Linked DNA regions of Homo sapiens: region 1 is linked to region 2. The links are chromatin loops, found by intact Hi-C in ENCODE. Cell type or tissue: endothelial cell of umbilical vein. All regions are shown on one strand. Each heading gives the region's core, and the rest is flanking DNA. Links, peaks and the distances in the headings are about the cores only. Region 1 holds the start of INO80-AS1 (INO80 antisense RNA 1). Region 2 overlaps DLL4 (delta like canonical Notch ligand 4).

Region 1 (8,000 bases), core at 1-8,000, 76 kb before region 2:
AGTTTTAGATTTTCAGATTAGGGATATTCAACCTGAAATGGGCTTTCAGCATATTTGTCAGCGTGGGCTTGACAGATAATCACAGCCTCCACATTTTAACAAAAGCTAGCCTTGTCATCTTCAAGTTCCTTACCAGTTGACTTCACAGGTATCTGAATACTGCCTATTAGAGTAGGAATAAACCCAGATAGCCAAAGAAGGATAAAATCTGTGTTTCTGAATTGGCAGGAGCCCTCTACTCCATCGAGTGAGCAGCAGCTGAGTGTTGTTTGGTTATACCTTGTATTGAGATAAGAATTTGTGTATAGCCTTTGGCCAAGCCAGGAAACAAATCTGCTACTCTCTGGCAATTGCTTCCCTACCCTCCCCTGCCTCCGCACTCCCCCTTCCCCAGTTTATGGCCTGAAAGAAAGTTTCTCTTCCATTAGGTTTGTCAGTCAGCAACCTGGTCAGGGAAGAGGAGAAAGCTGTTGATAAATTTGGGAGCTTTGCCACAAAAGCATTAAAGATGACTTCAAATATGCCAGGCCAATATTCTTTAGTTTTTAAATGAAGTCTGACTAGCTGCAGCTCCCTTTCTGGCATCACCATCATGCATATGGTTAAGAGAACTTTGCCAAGAACAATATCTAGCAGTGAAGGGGAGGTGGCAAAATGATCAGATATATATGCATATAATAGAGTTATTGCTGACCTGGTATTCTCATTTATCTGCAAACTCCAGCTCTCTTTGGATCTTTAGTTTGTTTGCAGGTTTCATTTTATAAGAGGTTGGCTTTTTATCTGGAAAAGCTCACTAAGTCATTCATTAGGGACAGCTTAGTGTGCCAGAACAGATATTTAAAACCACTAGTCTAAGAACTATCCACATTAGTCTGATTTCAAAGTTGAGGTTCCCAAAAGGCATAGTGTGTATGGACAACGTGAAAGAGCCATCTCATGTGAATCTTTAACTGCAGGTTACCGCAGTGCCATTGGATTCTTACTGCAATGACCGAAGTGCAGAATATGAAAGGCGAGTTCTGAAGGAAGGAGGGAGTCTGGCAGCCAAGCAGTGTTTGTTGAATGGGGCCCCTGAACTGGCTGCAGACTGGCTAAATAGACGATCACAGTTCTTCCCAGAGCCAGCTGGAGGTCTGTGGAGCATCAGACCTCAGAATGGCTGGTCTTTCATCAGGATTCCAGGTGAGTTCTCAATCCTCTTGGAATGTGTTCCTCGCTTTGGCAAGGGGAGAACCAGGGTTATCTTCATGTGGTCCTTTCAGATATTTGGAATTTACTGTTCTTGAGGTTTCTGCTTCCTTTTTTGGCCTTAGTAATTCATAGGTAAGAATATTAGTAATTTATGATGAGTGGAGAGAGAAATGTTTTTAGATTTGTGCTTAAATACACTCCTTTGACATGCTTACAGCTGAGAAAGAAATGCCACTCTTAAAAAAAAAAAGGTAGAAATAAACTTAGTAGGAAAGGCTCTAGGTTGAATGAGTACGGTTGTCTTGTGCCATTGCCAGTGGAATGAATGAGAATGTCGTCACTCACAGAAAGCCTCATTTAAATAGCATAAACAGTGTCCTACATGAAGCACTAGAGATCTGAATGATAACAAGAGGAAAAACAGTGCATTCTATGCCAAAATACTAGCAGATTCCCAGATCCCCTAGGGTCAAAGTCGGGGGTTGAAAGGAAACTAGGTTTTCATCTTTGCCTTAGTGAGACTACTTTTAAGGAAACTGAACACAGATAATTCATAGGCTCACGTTCTTTGCTTACACCTGCAGGCAAACTGGAATGGTAGCTTGGAGCTATAGTGTTAGTTTTGGTTGTCCAAAATCTCTGACATTTTGACTACATTCCTTTTTTTTTTGAGATGGAGTCCCGCTCTGTTGCCCAGGCTGGAGTGCAGTGGCGTGATCTCGGCTCACTGCAAGCCCCGCCTCCTGGGTTCAAGCCATTCTCCTGCCTCAGCCTTCCAAGTAGCTGGGACTACAGGCGCCCACCACCACGCCTGGCTAATTTTTTGTATTTTTAGTAGACATGGGGTTTCACTATGTTAGCCAGGATGGTCTCGATCTCCTGACCTCGTGATCTGCCTGCCTCAGCCTCCCAAAGTGCTGGGATTACAGGCGTGAGCCACCGCGCCCGGCCAACTATATCCCTTTTACTGGCATGTAATGGAAATAAACTAGAGCTAAGCATTCAACAGAGGTCTTCTTCTGTCTCTAAGAGATAACTGGATTCCAGTGTGTAAGGCCTGGTTTTTCCACTTTATTTTAACTTTGTCAAGTGTCAAGGGGTTTGCCCCAGCCTGTTAGTGCTTTGAGAACTCCAAGATGTCTTTCTGCGTATCTGAAGGCAGTATTACACATGGCCTTGTAGCTGACTTAAAGCACATGCAGTGAGTGGAAATATATTGTTTGAAAATCAGTGGGGGAACCTAAGTGTAAAGCAAGCTGGTAAGGAAACTACAGAATCCCAGGCAAGAGATGAGCACCGTTATTGAAAGAAGCAAGATAGCACCTTACTTCTTTTTTCTCCCTTCTTGGTTCTGGCTCCTAAGTTCCCATTACAGGAGTAGATGGCTTATTGCTGGCGTTGTGGGAATCTCTTGTGGCTTTTCCTGTTCTTTGAAAGAAAAATGGACCTTGTTTAAATAGCAGGAAGCGTCTGAGTTCTTTTTGCATCGATAAAAAGCACCAGCCTCACTGGCTGTTTACTGTGAGAACCAACCAGCTCCTCACCCCATTGTGCTCTGTAGACTAGCTGGGACAGGGCGGGGGTTGGGGGTGTCTCACTGGAACCCTTTATCATCTCTCTTTCCTTTATACTTTTACGTTTTCTCTTTCCCTGAGAAGGGTTGCTTCCATATTCCTTGAGAGACTGACCAAAATCTTCTGGGTTTCACACCTTTTCTTCTCCATGTTTCACCAGAAAGATGTACAATCCCTTCAAAAGTCCCCTTTCCTTGGAAAAATGAGATATTATTTAATCTTTTGCCCTAATTTTACTGCCATAGGCTACATTCTTTTTATCTCTGAACAGGATCTTACACCGTGGATGGTAAAAACCTGTGTCTAATGAAAGTACTATAGGATTGTAGGAAAGTTTGTAAGAGAGTAGGATAGGTTTGTTCATTTAAACATTTTTTAAGCTCCTGTTTTATTTTATTTATTTTTAACACCCAATGATCCAGAAAGCTCCTGTTTTAAAGAAGGGTCTGGGCACAGGTTTGACTTAGCAGAATCAGCTGGATTTCCAGAGAAGTGTGTTCCTTGTGTCTCTGTATCCTGCTTAGCGACAGGTGGAGCTCTTGTCCAGTGCAACTTAAGTGACTGCTAAAAACTTGGCTAACAAATACCAGCCCCAGAAGTCACTCTAGTGTGTTCAGAGAAAGAAACCTGTTTTTCCTGCATATCTTACTAAGGACAAATACTAGAGACTGATTTTCTCCATGCTCACCAGCAAATCAGAGATAGTGTTCATTTTGCTGAAGTGTTTTAAGGCTGTTGCTGAAGTGTTTCTTCTTAGTCATTTTCCTTCAGGGCAGTACAAAGAAGTCCAGTCCATCCACTTCTCCCTTCCCCACCTACACAATAACAAGATAACAAGCTGACAGCAGGTACCACTTCTTGCCTCCTTTAGTCATGTTAGAGTTCTGTCTTTATAAGTATATGCACATCTTTATTTCTGAGCTTTTCTAATCCTAGGAACAGTTCATTCTGATTAGCAAAGTAAAGTAGATGTGGGAGGCAGGACTGTTTGAAAACCATTGAATCATGATTTTGAAATAATTGAAGTTTCTCAAAATTCAGACATAAAACAAATTTTTATATGCATTAACATTTGTGCTAAGAGAGTATATCTAAATGGAGAAAGAAGATAAGCAGGCTACAGAAATCTTACGAACTTAGCTTGCCCACCCTCACTCAAGGGCTGAAAAATATGTGGTCTTTTTTTTTTTCACCTTGTGCTTTTAATGAGAACGGAAAGAAGTATGTCTAAAGCTGATTGGTAGCTCTGTGGTGAATGTTTAGGAGCTATCAAAATTGAGAGACCTTAGGGAATTCAATTACTGGAGAAGGGTAATTGTGGTAAGAATAAAACCTTAAAAGTTGTTATGAAAGCTTTGCTGCCTGCTCAGACTTGGAATTTATACAGTACTCCTTGTCTGGTGCCAGGGAGAGGGCTTAGCAGTCAATTCTGTCCCAGCTGCAGTCATTTGATTGTGTTGGTAAGGAGACCAACAAAAAGAAGAGCATTTCAATAATCTAAACAGGACCAAACAAAGAGACTGAACAAAGGTGTGTGCCACAGCTTCAGGGAGCGGGTGGTGGAAGGAGACATGGCCTGGCAGCATTCTGAAGGTGGGAAATGGCAGGCTGCAGTGCAGAGGGAGTAAACAGCCAGGACCTGTGGCTTTGTAGCAAAAACAGAGTGGCTGATGATTTGTTATGGTGCTGTCAGCACATCCGTTCTTGTTCCTTGTATACAATAATTGTGCATTTGGCAAATTGTGGCAAGAACAGAGAATGACTGTTGAGAACTTTTGGATTGCTGTCAACGGTCAGACTGTGGTTCTGAAGAAAAGCCATAGGTTCAAACCCAGAAACTGAGGAGGAACATTGTGTTTTTCTTTTAGTTGTTAGTTGTCTATATAATATCTCCATTCTTTCTCTCTCCCTTTTTGTGTCCTATGGCCACTTCCACATATACTCTTACCCAACCCCTTAAACCTAAACTCTTCCCCTCTTAATGACAGCAATTGTTCAGGGCATGTTTATGGACCAGTCTGCAAACAGGAAACTCTACTTCCTGAATATGATAGGAGTTAAATGATACTAACTGGATAAGATGAAAATTTGTGAGTTAAGTGTTCTTTAAAGATCTGTTGCTGAAATGCTTTTCTTGTGAGAAGAGGAAAGAGAAAGCACAAGTTAGTGAGTGAGAGGAGCTTCACTGCAGAGAAACTCAAAGTCAGTCTTTCTGAAAAGCCCTGCTTTCTTTATTGAATTAACATACAACTAGGGTTAACGACATTTACCAGTCAACCTATTTGCAGTCCTCCAAGAGAGCTAGTTTTGGGTTTAAAAAAAAAAAAGGGTAGGGGGGCTGGGTACCATGGCTCAGCACTTTAGGAGGCTGAGCTGGGAGGATCCCTTGAGCCCAGGAGTTCAAGACCAGCCTAGGCAATATGGCAATACCCTGTTTCTACAAAAAAAGAGAAACAAAATTAACTGGGTGTGATAGCTCACTTGTAGTCCAAGCTACTCAGGAGGCTGAGATGGGAGGATCACTTGAGCCCAGGAGGTCGAGGCTGCCATGAGCTGTCATTGCGCTGCTGCATTCCAGCCTGGGTGACAGAGTGGAACCCTGTCTTGAAAAAGGGAAAAAAAAGAGAGAGGTTATAAATCTCTTTGTTTACTTTTCTCCAAAGGCAGGTAGGATACGTTCTCAATGCTTTCAGAACTAGCAGAAACAGATATCTAGAGATAGGATGAACAAAGAAAAAACAAAATTTTCAGGTCACTTAACAGCAGATTGACATAGATGTCACCCATAGATGTCCATGTATACCTGGTGTCCTCTGAGTAAGGATGTGGAGCAGGGATGCTTTTAAGTGCCTTAAGAGCACATGTCTGATTGGGAGTGATCAGGGAATCTGCACTTCCCCCTTTGGGGATGTTTTTTCCCAGGGCACTCCTGGAGTCGTGATATTTTCAGGGCGTTGCATTCTCCCTTTAGAGCACTTTTCTGATCTCATGATGACAAGCATCTTGGTTTTAGTGATTGTGGTTGCATACAGCTTTGCATTGAGTGATTTTGTCGCTTCAATTAAATACAGTTCCCCCTCACCCCCTTTTCTTCTCCCCAGGCAAGGAGAGCCTCATCACTGACAGTGGAAAGCTGTATGCCCTTGATGTCCTGCTGACTCGGCTCAAGTCTCAAGGGCATAGGGTCCTTATCTACTCCCAGATGACCAGGATGATAGACCTACTGGAGGTAGGAGAGGGAATCTTGGGGACCTAGGATACCTTGACATTTAATTTGTAGGAATCAGATGTCCATGACTAATGTTAGTCCTGCTTAATGGGAGCCCCAAAACTCCCTTTTGTCTTTTTTCTTTTTCCTTTTTTTTTTTTTTTGAGACAGAGTCTCACTCTATCACCCAGGCTGGAGTGCAGTGATGCGATCTCGGCTCTGCAACCTCTGCCTTCCAGGTTCAAGGAATTCTTCTGCTCCAGTCTCCCGAGTAGCTGGGATTACAGGCGTGCACCACCACACTCAGCTCTTTTTTTTTTTTTTTTTTTTTTTTAAGTAGAGATGGGGTTTCGCCATGTTAGCCAGGCTGGTCTTGAACTCCTGGCCTCAAGTGATCCACCCACCTCAGCCTCTCAAAGAGTTGGGATTACAGGCATGAGCCACCACACGCAGCCCCCAAAACTCCTTTTTTTGATTTTACAATCTATAAAGGGAGCAGAGTTAGCTCCTGGCATGGGGAGTATGTGAAGGACTTCTGCCCCCTGCCCTACACCAGTGAAATAGAACACCCCTTACATCCTTTTACTAGGGAAGACATTTCTTAATTTTAAAGTAGGTCACAGCCTAGGAATCTAAAATTATGTATGGAAAACAAGATTTAGGATTAGTTCTCTGCGTAAAAAAGCAGAGAACAGCTATTCAACCTGAGTTAATATAGTGATTCTCAACTTGACTACATATCGCAATCACCTGAGAAGCTTTAAAAAAATATGGATTTCTAGTCCTATTTCCAGAGATTCTTATTTATTACATTTGAAATGAGGCCTGGGCATCAGGATATTTAAAAGGTCCTGGGGTGATTCTAATATGCAACCAGGCTTGACAGCTACTAAGTTAGTGGAAAAGATATGACTGTGCAAGGCAGCTTTTGTTTCTTTAATTGCTTCTTTGTTGAAGTTTTTCTTTTTCTTGTCTGAGTGGTGACTTATTTTTTAAGGGACAGGAGGTCACAGACCTAGAAACAGGAGAGTGAAAATGAGAACAGATAATCACAAACTAGTACAATAAGTCTTTATATAAATAAAGTTTGAGAGGCAGAAGTACCTGGTTGTCAGAAGTACATAAATGTTCTCATGTTTTTACATGTGTAAGGCTTCATACCCTCGCCCTGCTACACCAGGGAATCGTAATAAGTAAGTGGAAATTGTACTGTTATTTTCCTTATCTAGGAATAAAGCAATAGGGACCATATCAGTACAGAAGGAATGAAGGCTAGCATTAAGGAGGGTTTTCAGGCTTTTTGGAAGCCAAGATTGGCTTGTTGAATTTTGCAATGAATTTATCTGAAATCAGTGGGAGGTTTCTTTTAATAATCCGGCAACTTCTTTTAGCAAGAGACATAAATGATTTTTGGGGTCAGTTTCAGCACTAAGTCTTAGGTTTCATAGCCCCTTGAATGCTGTTGACAGACTAAACTCTCTGGTTTGTATTATGAGTAGGCCACTTATTCCTAAATGATGGAAGTGCTTATGAGTGAATGTAAGTCACCATAAGAGAGGTGATTAAGCTGTTGTGTTTGATGTATATATTAACTATGTTAAATATCCTAACAGTAGTAATCCAAAATAAAAGGACTGCCTGCATGTCTAGTGTTCTGTTCAAACAGATGATCCCAACAGCCAAAACAACATGAGTAACTTTTCCTGCAGTGGGGCTCTTTTTAGGTAAAGTGCACTTTCCTTGTCCTCAAGAGGCAGGGAAAGTATAGCTAAAGTAGTGATCTTCAGCTGCTAACAATTAAAGAAAAAGCAGTATGCTAAGGATACTGGTAAGGGACATAATGGTATTTCTTTTCCAAGACTATAGTCTTACATGTTGATTCATATGAAAGGAAAGTTCCAAGGGAATGTGAATGAGCAATCCAAAAATAAACTAGCTTCGGTAGGTGAAGGTGAGTGTAGGTGGTTTAAGTTTGATACAGCCTTTATTATAGTCCTTCCCTCGGTGTATCGCACACTTCTAGG
Region 2 (10,411 bases), core at 1,414-9,413:
TATATATATATATATGTACACACACATATACATATGTATATATACACATAAATAAAATTTTATGGAGATCATATATTTTTATTTTATTTTGAATAGGAAAAATATTTTAAAACCCTTTTATGTGAGTTACTTTCTTGTTTCTTTAACCTTTGAAACAATGGTTTGTAGCAGAGAAGACATTGTAGCAACCTAGAATTATGCTTTTGGAATGTGGTCCTAATTGTGAAGGAGAACATGGGGATCTTTTCTTAAAACGCTACTATGCATACACTTTCTGCGTGCTTTTTTTGAAAGCTGGTTCTCATGGAAATCAAGTAGCTGAGTTCCATTATTTTTGTTTTACCTACTAAAGTAGCTGGCACAAAAATGCACCAAAACTGCCGGGTATGGTGGCTCACACCTGTAATCTCAGCACTTTGGGAGGCCGAGGCAGGCGGATCACCTGAGGTTAGGAGTTCAAGACCAGCCTGGCCAAGATGTTGAAATCCCATCTCTACTAAAAACACAAAAATTAGCTGGGCATGGTTGCACATGCCTGTAATCCCAGCTAGCTACTCAGGAGGCTGAGGCAGGAGAATCACTTGAACCTGGGAGGCAGAGGTTGCAGTGAGCCAAGATCGTGCCATTGCACTCCAGCCTGGGTGAGAGAGCGAGACTCAATCTCAAAAAAAAAAAAAAAAAAAAAACCAGAGGAAAAAAAAATGCACCAAAACCTAAAGCAGCAGTTTTATGTAAACATTCAAGAGTTTGCATCATTAATATAATTGTTGAGCCACTTATAATTTGGGCAAAACTGTACGTACGTAGAGATTCAGTTGTCAATTTTAAAAATGTGGTCTCTCTGTGATCATAAAAAAAAAGAAGAAAAGAAAAGCCTTCCCAGACATTGCCTCTAAGTTCACCTTGCTCAGATTTGAGCTCAGCTCCACCACGTACCAGCTGAGTGACCCTAGGCACGGTGTCTTTAGTTCTTGGTTTTCTCAACTGTAAAGAGGGAATAGGTAATAGAATTGACCTTGCAGGGTCTGAAAAAGATTGAAAGAAATAATACCGTAGGCAGTACCCGTCACATAGGAACACTCAGCAAATGTTGACTTCTTATTCTCTTTACTTCAGACAATTTCACTTTCCGTTTCATTCAAGGCAGAGCCATAAGTGAACCTCTCATTCTGAAATAGCTCAGAACAAAGTCAGGAGGGAGTGATCAAGGTAAGCATTTTAGGATCAGTAGAGGAAATCTCCAGCTATCTCACTCTCCATCCTCGCCATGCAATTCACAGATTGTTCTAGCAAGTAGGGTGCCAAAGAAATGTGGAGTGTTTTGAGACAGGGTCTTGCTCTGTCATCCAGGCAACTGAAGTGTCTCAATCTCGGCTCACTGCAGCCTCAACCTCCCGGGCTCAAGTGATTCTCCCATCTCAGCCTCCTGAGTAGCTGGGACTACAGGCACGTGCCACCATCCAGCTAATTTTTGTTGTTGTTGTTAGAGACTGGGTTTTGTCATGTTTCCCAGGCTGGTCTCAAACTTCTGCGCTCAAGTGATCCGTCCACCTTGGCCTTCCAAAGTGATGGGATTACAGGTGTGAGCCACTGCATCCGGCTGTGTTTTTTGTTTGTTTGACACAGGGTCTCACTCTGTCCCCCAGGCAGGAGTGTAGTGGCACGATCATGGCTTACTGCAGCCTTGATCTCCTGGGTTCAAGCGATCCTCTCACTTCAGCCTCCCAAGTGGCTGAGACCTGCAGGTATGCACCACCATGCCCAGTTAATTGTTTTTGTTTGTTTTTGAGACAGGATCTAGCTCTGTCACCCAGGCTGGAGTGCAATGGCACAATCTCAGCTCACTGCAGCCTCTGTCTCCCAGGCTCAAGCAATCCTCTCACCTCAGCCTACTGATTAGCTGGGACTACAGGTGCATCCCACAACACCCGGCTAATTGTTTTGTATTTTTATAGAGATGGGGTCTCCCCATGTTGCCCAGGCTGGTCTTGAACTCCTGGCCTCAAGCGATCCACCTGCCTTGGCCTCCCAAAGTGCTGGGATTATAGGTGTGAGCCATCGTGCCCAGCCAAGGCATGTTTCTAAGAGACAGAATGGGTAATGGTCTTACCCAAGCACACTATTAGCAGAACAAACATCCTATTGACAGAACAAACAGTTGCTTGAGCCAAGAGAGATTTTCTGTGTATGCATAGGGTGAAGGTGCTAAAATAAATAAATTAGTAAATAATCCACCATCTATGAGGAACCATACCTCCCACGGACCTCTGAGAGGTAAGTGTGTCTGCAGGTCTTCAGGTCTTGTGCGAAGAGGACCTAGGTCCCACCGACATTCTGGCCAAAGGAGGGGCAGATGGAGTAGTGGATCCCTGCATACAGTCCTCCTCAGAAGAGGGAGAGACAGTCCCAGGCAGCTGTTCTGCAGGGCGTACCAGCCAAACCCAGGGCCAAGTGGGGAAGGCTGCTTGGCCATTGGTCCACGAAAGCAGGGACTGTAAAGATTCACTCATATCCTAGCAAAAGGGTGCCTGGGATGGCGGAAAAACCTGGCTTTCTGCCCATTTTCTAGCCTCCAAGGAGGTGGAGAGGTCCGGCTGACCAGGCACCTCTGGGGTGGCCGGTATTCCAGTTATCCAGAGCTCAGTCCTCGTCTACCTGGAAGGAAAGAAGCTGGGGTTCCAACAGAGGACTGGTGGGTGGTGCTCCCAATTCCAAGGAGACAGAAAAGTACAATTTGTGGGGACAGGAAGCAACCCATTGCAGGGCTGAGGAGAAGCTGTAGTGGGGAGCATTTCAGTGGGGCGACAGGGCTGTAAAGAGAGGAGATCCACAGGGTTGGGGTGAGCCTCAGATCTCATGGAAATGCTGTGGTGTAGTGGGACCTGGCTCTAGAAGAGAAGCCTCAGAAAACCTACATTGTGGAGAAGTCAAGGTGCTCACAAGGGGCCTGGGTGGTGGTGTAGATTCTGCGGCCCACAGGGAGCCAAGGCAGTGAAGCCCTTTAAATGAATGAGAGCAACTGGGATCCCTTCTTCCCTAGGGCCCACTGCTAATAGAATGGAGAATGTCCAGGGCCTTTCAGATCTCCTCTACCAGAGAGACAGAAGAGGAAGCGCTGAGGATGGCAGTTGCTGGTATAGGAATGAAACGGAACAGACTGGGCTTAGTACCATGAGCCTTGCCCCAACACCTGCCACTGTGGGAAAAGGACAGCAATCCTCCAACAAGTCAAATGGCCAGTGCCGGTGTGCAAAACCCCAAGCCTCACCAGGAGGAGGGGTCACTAGAGACAGACAGGCTAGCCATGCCTGGCAGGGCTGTGGCTCTACCCTGCAGGGGGTGCCATGACACGGGGCACTTCTGCGCCAGAGCCGACCTGTTGCTAAATCCGGATTCCTGTGATGCTGGTTACCATCATGAGGGTCTGGCTGTAGACTCACTTGGCTTCTTGGGCCCTGCGTCCTGGCCTCAGAGAAACTTTGGGGATGAAGGAAATAAGCTGAGCCCACTCTTGACCAGAGTGTTAAGGGGTACCATGCCCCAGAGACCAGAGAAAGGTGGTAAAAAGTCACTTGTGGCAGATCTCCAAAGGGAAGGTGACTCTTAAGGACTTGGGGGTCCTGCTGCCCCTTCCCACAGCAAGGGCCTCCCTTCTACCTCTGCCTACATCAGAGGAGGTTGACGTAGATTAGTGATGCTCCTGGAAGGCAGGAGCACATGGAAGTGATGGTGACGGAAACCTGTGATCTCAGCTGCCTTGCTTGGTCCTAGGGCTACTGCTGGTGTAACAGTAGGTAGTAGACAGGCATAAGCAGCAAAGGAGAGGGCCCTCGACCCCCATCAGGAATCTCAGGCAACCGTCAGGTGATGGTCAGGTGGTTGTTACCCTGTCTCTCTAAAATAACAATTGTTGCAGCCCGCACCGGGGAAAGGCAGTCTCTGAATAGAGAGGAACACCTGAAACTGATCAGCAGCTTCCCGACAAGATCTCAGGAGGTGGGCAAGTGGGCTCAAGCGATTACACTAGGAGGCAAAATGGCGGAGCTCAAGTGGTATCTGACCTTCCTCTAGGAATGCTCGAGTATTGAGGGAAAAATGCCTCAGGTGAGCATGTGCACAACTCCAGTAAGCACACTGCACACGCGACCCCTCCCAAGAGCTGGCAGGCCTCAGGCATGCGGACCGCCCATCCTCAGGGAAGAACCAGGGAGGGGGGATGCACGCCAACATAGAAAACCCCAAATCAGAGTTCAAACGCGCACTTGAATCTCTCAAGTCGCCCACTTGACCCTCTTCCAAGTGTACTTTACTTCCTTTTGTTCCTGCTCTAATACGTTGTAATAAACTTTCACTCCTGCTCTAAAAATTGCCCCAGTCTCTCCTTCTGCCTTATGCCCCTTGGTGGAACTCTTTCTTCTCAGGAGGCAAGAACTGAGGTTGCCGCAGACCCCCACGGACTGGATGCTGCTAACACTGGGACTATCCTGCTAGACCCCAACCTCCCTAGGTCCCACCCCGCTGATGCGGGCCGGAGCAGTGGGAGCTCCAGAAAGTGGCTCACTTAGAGATGCGTGAGGAGGATTAACCCACCAGCAGAGGTTACAACACTGCTCACAAACGCTTCCATACATCCTCATTTCAACCCCCCTAGCAACGCCTAACAGGCATTACCCGCAGAGAGGTTAAGGATAAGCAGCTAGATAGTTAGCAGGGAGGTTAAGGATAAGCAGCTAGATAGTTAGCGGCCCTGGGCAGACAGCAAGTCCTGCCTCCAATGCTAATCAGTGTTGAAGGAATGAAGTAGATGGACTTGTCCCAGAGCACCCGGCAATGAGGGGTGGCGCTGGAAGGGAGCTCCAGCCCCATAACTCACACCGGTGTCCGGCCCTCCTCGACCCCATTCTCTTCCCTTGAGGATGTCTCTGGACCAGGATGGCCGGAGGCCTGTTGGGTGGCGAGGGGGACTGGCTGCTGCGACGGCGGGGGCAGGGGAAAGGGCCTGTTCCCCAGGACACTGGGAGGATATTTGGGGGAAAGCCCCGCACTGGGTTCTCCCCATTTTGCCCGCTCGGCTTAGGGGCTCGGAGCCCGGAGGGAGCTCGGGCGTCTGGCCGCCCCCTGCCGCCTTCGTCCCATCGGCCCCGAACGGAGAAAGGGCGGCCCCAGAGAGCCTCCCGGGGTCGGCGGCCCCTCCCGCGCGCAGCCCCGACGGCCGCGCAGCGCCCTCTAGTGCCGGGCAGCGGGGCCCGCGCGGTCCAGCCCGCCTGCCCGCCCGCGGCTCCGCTTCCCGCGGCCGCGGCCGGAGCGAGATTGGGGAGGCAGGAGGCGGAGCCGAGCGGGCGGGGGAGCCTCCGAGAAGCTCGCGGCCTTCGGCGGCTTCCCGGCCCGGGAAGTGAGCCGGGTCGGCTGCCGCAAACAGGAAGTCGGGCTGTAACAAAGAGCGCGGGGGGCGGGGAGCCGCGGGAGCTGCGGGGCACGGCGGCGGCAGGTGGAGGGCTGACCCGGGCGGGCAGGCGCACCTGCCCCTTCCGCCGCCGCGCAGGCCTCGGGGCGCCCTGGGCGCGAGGGAGGGCGCAGCCGCCCAGGGAAGGCCGCTGGGACCTCGCAGGCGCATCCCCGCCCGAGGAAGGGACAGTCACAGTTCCCCCAGTGAATCATTTCCACCCCCTTCCCGGAATGCAGCAAGCCACGTGGGGCGGAGGGCTGGGGCCGCTGATCCTGTGGATCCAGAGGGAGAGGCTGGGAGAGCTGCGGCGAGGGAAGCTACGGAGAGCTCTGTGGGTCCCAGTCAAGAGATGGAGCATCCACACCACCGTGGTTTAGTCTGGTGGCCTTTTCTAGCCTGGGATGGGGGAGGTGGGAGCCACTGTCCTTTTTTCCCTACCCCCTGACCAGGCTGACCCTGGCCCTGAGGCAGGAGAGGAACCCTGGCTGAGCAAGCAGGATAAAGTCATTTCTCCTTCTGCACAACCCCTCCCTGACTCTACCAGCCGAGGGGCCCTGGAAAAGCAGCTGTCCTCAGGTCACCGTGGGGTCAAATTGATTCTCCAGGCAGGGCACTGGCTCCAGGCTGTTAAGGAACTACTAAACTCCGAATTCCCTGGTGAAATACCCATGCAAATTAAAGGTGGGCATTTGCTAACCTGTGGAAGGCACCTCACAGTGAGTCTAGAACCATTATCTGGCCTCCTTTCTGCCAAGCCTAGGAAATCTCCTGTACCCCAGGACACTCAAGTGATCATGAGGGTCTTGGGTGCCTTACCTATCAGAAGGGGCTGGACTCTCAGGAAATCCTGGGGAGAAGGGGCTTCCTCCGCTGTGGCCTGTTTACACCCCAAGTGCCTGCCCAGCTTGTGGGATGTTGTTAAAGGTGGAGCCTGGCATGAGCTGCAGGTCGGAGCTGCCCAGACCAAGTTCCCCACGGGTCCCCACTTTCCCCAGAAAGCCAGCTTTTTTGGTGGGCTCTCCAGCTCCCCATCTAGTGCATCAGAGCAGCTGTGAGCTTTGCCAGCCAACTCCTCTCCGGGGCTCTTCTCTGCGAGTCTGGCAGCCTGTGCAGCCCGTCACAGCCTGGTGTTGTGGACGTGCAGGGCTGCGGGTGTCCTACCTGTCCCCCACATGGGAGCCTCGTCATCTTGCCTTCGTGTCCCAGCCCAGTTCCCCCCTCCCGTACACCCCTAGGGCCTGGGAGCTGCTTTCCTGTTTCATTTTGGGCAGGAAGAGTGAGGTCGTGTTGTTCTTCCCCCTGCTGCCGGCTCAGGCTGTGGGAACGGTTCCCTGAATGCTTTCCTGTTTGATACCCTGTGTGTACAGTGAAGGGAACAGGGAGCGATGAGTGAGGCGTGGAGCGTGTGCGTGCTCCTGTGTCTCTGGCATAAGCACCCAGGTCTGGGGTGGGCATGGTGTGTCTGTGTCAAGGAGAGAGGAAAAAAGGGAGGGCAAGTAGCACTCCAAACCCTTGGACTCCATTAGGAGCAGGGCATCTAATGGGTCTATTTTGCTTTACTGTGGACAGGCTGAGAGCTGGGAGCATCTGCTCAGCTTTTTGTCAGTGGCTCATTTTTTCATAATTTGCTCTCCATGGAGGAGCATATTTTCGGCTATAGAGAGGGCTGTGGCACCCTAGGGACTATCCTGTGCCTTAGAGGAAGCTAGGCATGAAACTCCTAGTGAGACTGGAAACCCCCTCATTAGTGCCTCAGCAAGAGAAACCTGGACTCAGGGAAGGCTACCTCCTCCTCCCCTTTCTCCCTGTCTTTGCAGTCTTCAATAAATTCTAGCAGCCCTGGGCAGACAAGGTGCTCAGACTCTCAGCGCTCTTGTCTGCTACAAAGAGGAAAAACAAGGCAAACCTCCCTCCTGCCCTGTCTCCTGAGACCTGTACCCTGCTGGGGCTAAGAAAAGAGCCAGGCACCCTGCAACAGCAGGAGGAAGGACTCAGATGTCACCAGGGTGCAGAGGCCCTATCCCATCCACCGACGAGAGAATGCTTTTTTTTTTTTTTTTTTTTTTGAGATGGAGTCTCGCTCTGTCGCCCAGGCTGGAGTGCAGTTGCGCTATCTTGGCTCACTGCAAGCTCCACCTCCTGGGTTCATGCCATTCTCCTGCCTCAGCCTCCCGAGTAGCTGGGACTACAGGCACCCGCCACCACACTGGGCTAATTTTTTGTATTTTTAGTAGAGACGGGGTTTCACCCTATTAGCCAGGATGGTCTCGATCTCTTGACCTCGTGATCTGCCCGCCTTGACCTCCCAAAGTGCTGGGATTATAGGCGTGAGCCACCGCTCCCGGCCAAGAGAATCCTTTTGAATATGAGAAAAACAGGCAGAACTAGGGAGCCCCATAAGCTTTTTCAGGCTTGAAGAGAGGAAGGAAGAAGTGATTCAGGTCAGGAGGAACATGCCCCAGGAATGGTGAGGGCATAAAGAGGGAAGGGGGCACTGTACCAACTCAAAGTCAGCAGGCAAGGAAGGCTGGCTGAGGCTGGGGACTAGATGGGTGAGGCTCGGCTCCTCAACGAATGGAAGAAGACAAGGGCCTGGGGTACGACATGCCAAATCCAAGTGTCTGCACGGGTCCCAGGGGTTCCGGCGGGGCACATGGCAGCAGTAGAAGGGAGTTTAGAGTTTTTTGGGTGAGAGGGCAGGGGTACCATCACAAAGACAGGACCCAATAAGTAATAAACTCCTGTACACATCTGTTTCATATTATAAATACACATTATATACAAAATAATGTTATAAAATGTAGAAAGGTCAGTGCTTCTGATTCTTAAATTATTGAAATACTAGACTCCAAAATAAACTACAAAAAAAAAAAAAAAAACAAAATAAAAACTCATATTATTGATTTCTGAAGACCAGCTTTGAGGGTGGTCTGGGGCAGTAGTGGACCAGAGCCCAGGCTCGAGGTTGTGGAGATGGGCTTGAGGGAGGAAAGGGCCCAGGCGGCCGCAGCACCTGATTTCCCCCTCAGTGGAATTTCCAACACACTGCCCTGAGTGCCCCAGTTAGGCCTGGCACCCTTGGCTGGTGGGAGGGGCAGGCCCTCTGCCTGTCTGCTTACAGAAGCCCAGGGCCAGAGGGTGGTGGAAGCCGGGTAGACGGACATTCTTGCCCAAAGGGCCTAGACCAGAGAGCCAGGCCTGCATACAGTAGTTGGAGGCATGGGGCAGAAAGCACTCCCCTCCCTCGAGCACTCACCTCACCTCCAGGGCAAACCCCAGCAAGAGACGCACCCAGTGGTTTTCCAGCCCACAGGAGGCCCTGCCCTCATTGGCCCCCTCTCTCCTTTCTGATTTGGGCCCAACTGTCGCCGTGGAGCCTGGGCCAAAGGCACTTTTGGAAACACGGATGCCAGTGGAGGCCACAGCAGCTCCGGGCCCCATGGGGCTACTGCCACTCTCTCTGGAAAACAGGCCGGAGCCCCGGAAGGAGCCCCCTGAAGGCCACTACTGGCAGGGCAGTGCCCAGTGGCATCTCTCTTCTCTTCTGTTCCTCTGGTTGGTGCAGCTGCCAATCTGATGCCAGACAGACACCCAAAGGTGTGGAAGGGTATTGCATCTCTTGGCAAGTTCACAGTCTGTCCGGTTCCTGCCATTCCCTCCTCCTCCTGAGAGCAGCACGTTGCATATGAAAAACGTCCCATCCAGGATGCAATGTAAACAATGCAGAAGGAAGGTCCAGCCGCGGGGCTGAGCAGGGATGTCCAGGTAGGCTCCTGCCTTATACCTGGGAGCAAGCGGAAGGCAGGGAAACAGGTTACCCTGGGCATGCGCACTCCCTCCAGGCCCTCCCTGGGCCTCCCTGGGAGAAGGCGATGGGGCAGGCAGGGGCTAAGGGCAGGTGGGGCAGTCCTCCCCAGTCTTCGGCCCAACACACACACGGGCCTGGGAGCTTGCGCTCATGAGGTCAATGGAGGAAGCCAGTGGGAAGGGGCAGGAAGGGCACAAGGGGTGAGGGGCCCCCTCACCCATCAGAGGCTGGCCAGCAGTGCCGTGGCTGCCCAACCCAGCACCAATACAGCAGGAAAGGACCAGACCAGGCTTGCCGCCATGGTTCCTGTTTCACACCCTTAGTGGCAATGAGGCCAGCAGGGACCCAAGAGTCCACTGAACTTGGCCTGCCAAGGCAGGGTTCTGACCTACCCTTCAGGAATGGCCCATGGGTCAAGAGTGACCAGGCCACTTTCCCTCCCACAAAAGGCAGAAGGAAAGGCGAGCCCAGCACTCACCTCCGTGGCAATGACACATTCATTCCTCTCCTCTGATATCAAACACACAGACTGGTACATGGAGTCCCTGGGGGAGCATATCGCTGATATCCGACACTCTGGCTTTTCACTGAGGGAACACAAGACAGGCGTGTAAGGGAGGGACGGGGAGAGGCTTGGGGGGAGGGAGGACCCTGGAGAGCCAAAGGGCATCTGCAGGGTGGTTCTTGGGGAAGACACAGGGGCTGGACGTGCCCAGTGCTGGGCTGCTGCAGGGGGGCACTTAGGAAAAGGCCCCTAAGAGAGTCACAGGCCTCCCAACCTCACCAGAAGGGTCTGAGCCCTGCATAAAGCCAGTGCTGCCACTAGAGGCAAGCCACACTGTGGAAAGACGGAAGTCACAAGAGACACCCTAGGGACACTTGACATGTGTGAATGAACAAATGAATGAATGGGAGGGAAGGACAAAGGACCCCTGACAGAAATCCTACTGGAGGATCTTCCTGTCAGTAACAAAACCTCAGCTGCTTAACTGCTTCCCGCCTGGCCTAAGAGGAGCCTAGGCAGAACCATGTCGGGGCCGGTGGCCAGGCCCTGGGCTTCTGGGTGCCACTCACCTGTGTAACCGCAGTGGCGCCTTCTCTCCTAAGCTCTTGTCACTGTGGGGAAACTTTCCTGGCATGGTCCCCCGCCCCAGGGG

What was found. Hi-C counts contacts between places; a loop is a spot of excess contacts. Peaks named below come from ENCODE experiments on the same cell type or tissue, not always from the same donor. Only the 100,000 strongest peaks of a DNase experiment are listed, where the experiment ranks them.
Region 1: a loop joins it to region 2, with 10 times the contacts of the local background. A loop is called at or near these places in 64 of 110 quality-filtered maps.

The regions. Positions count from the first base shown.
Region 1 is chr15:41,014,085-41,022,084 of GRCh38, reverse strand. It overlaps INO80 (INO80 complex ATPase subunit), which reads left to right. Exons shown (of 36, transcript NM_017553.3): 26 at 960-1,185; 27 at 5,870-5,997. INO80-AS1 (INO80 antisense RNA 1) reads right to left here and starts at 5,285. Exons shown (of 5, transcript NR_170322.1): 1 at 5,250-5,285; 2 at 3,457-3,583; 3 at 2,523-2,622. In endothelial cell of umbilical vein, for the core only: a CTCF peak has its summit at 3,280; DNase peaks (open chromatin) are centred at 1,614, 2,714, 3,344, 4,784 and 1 weaker place; H3K27ac peaks cover 2,489 bases.
Region 2 is chr15:40,936,848-40,947,258 of GRCh38, reverse strand. DLL4 (delta like canonical Notch ligand 4) reads right to left here. Exons shown (of 11, transcript NM_019074.4): 9 at 10,329-10,411; 10 at 9,733-9,841; 11 at 8,186-9,230. The coding sequence ends at 9,225. Among named protein-coding and RNA genes, the nearest start is that of CHAC1, 11 kb to the left of the region's middle. RefSeq lists a silencer at 5,030-5,609 and enhancers at 6,900-6,959, 8,242-9,058. In endothelial cell of umbilical vein, for the core only: CTCF peaks have their summits at 5,226 (motif pointing left) and 9,003; DNase peaks (open chromatin) are centred at 5,348, 5,668 and 6,758; H3K4me3 peaks cover 707 bases; H3K27ac peaks cover 2,914 bases.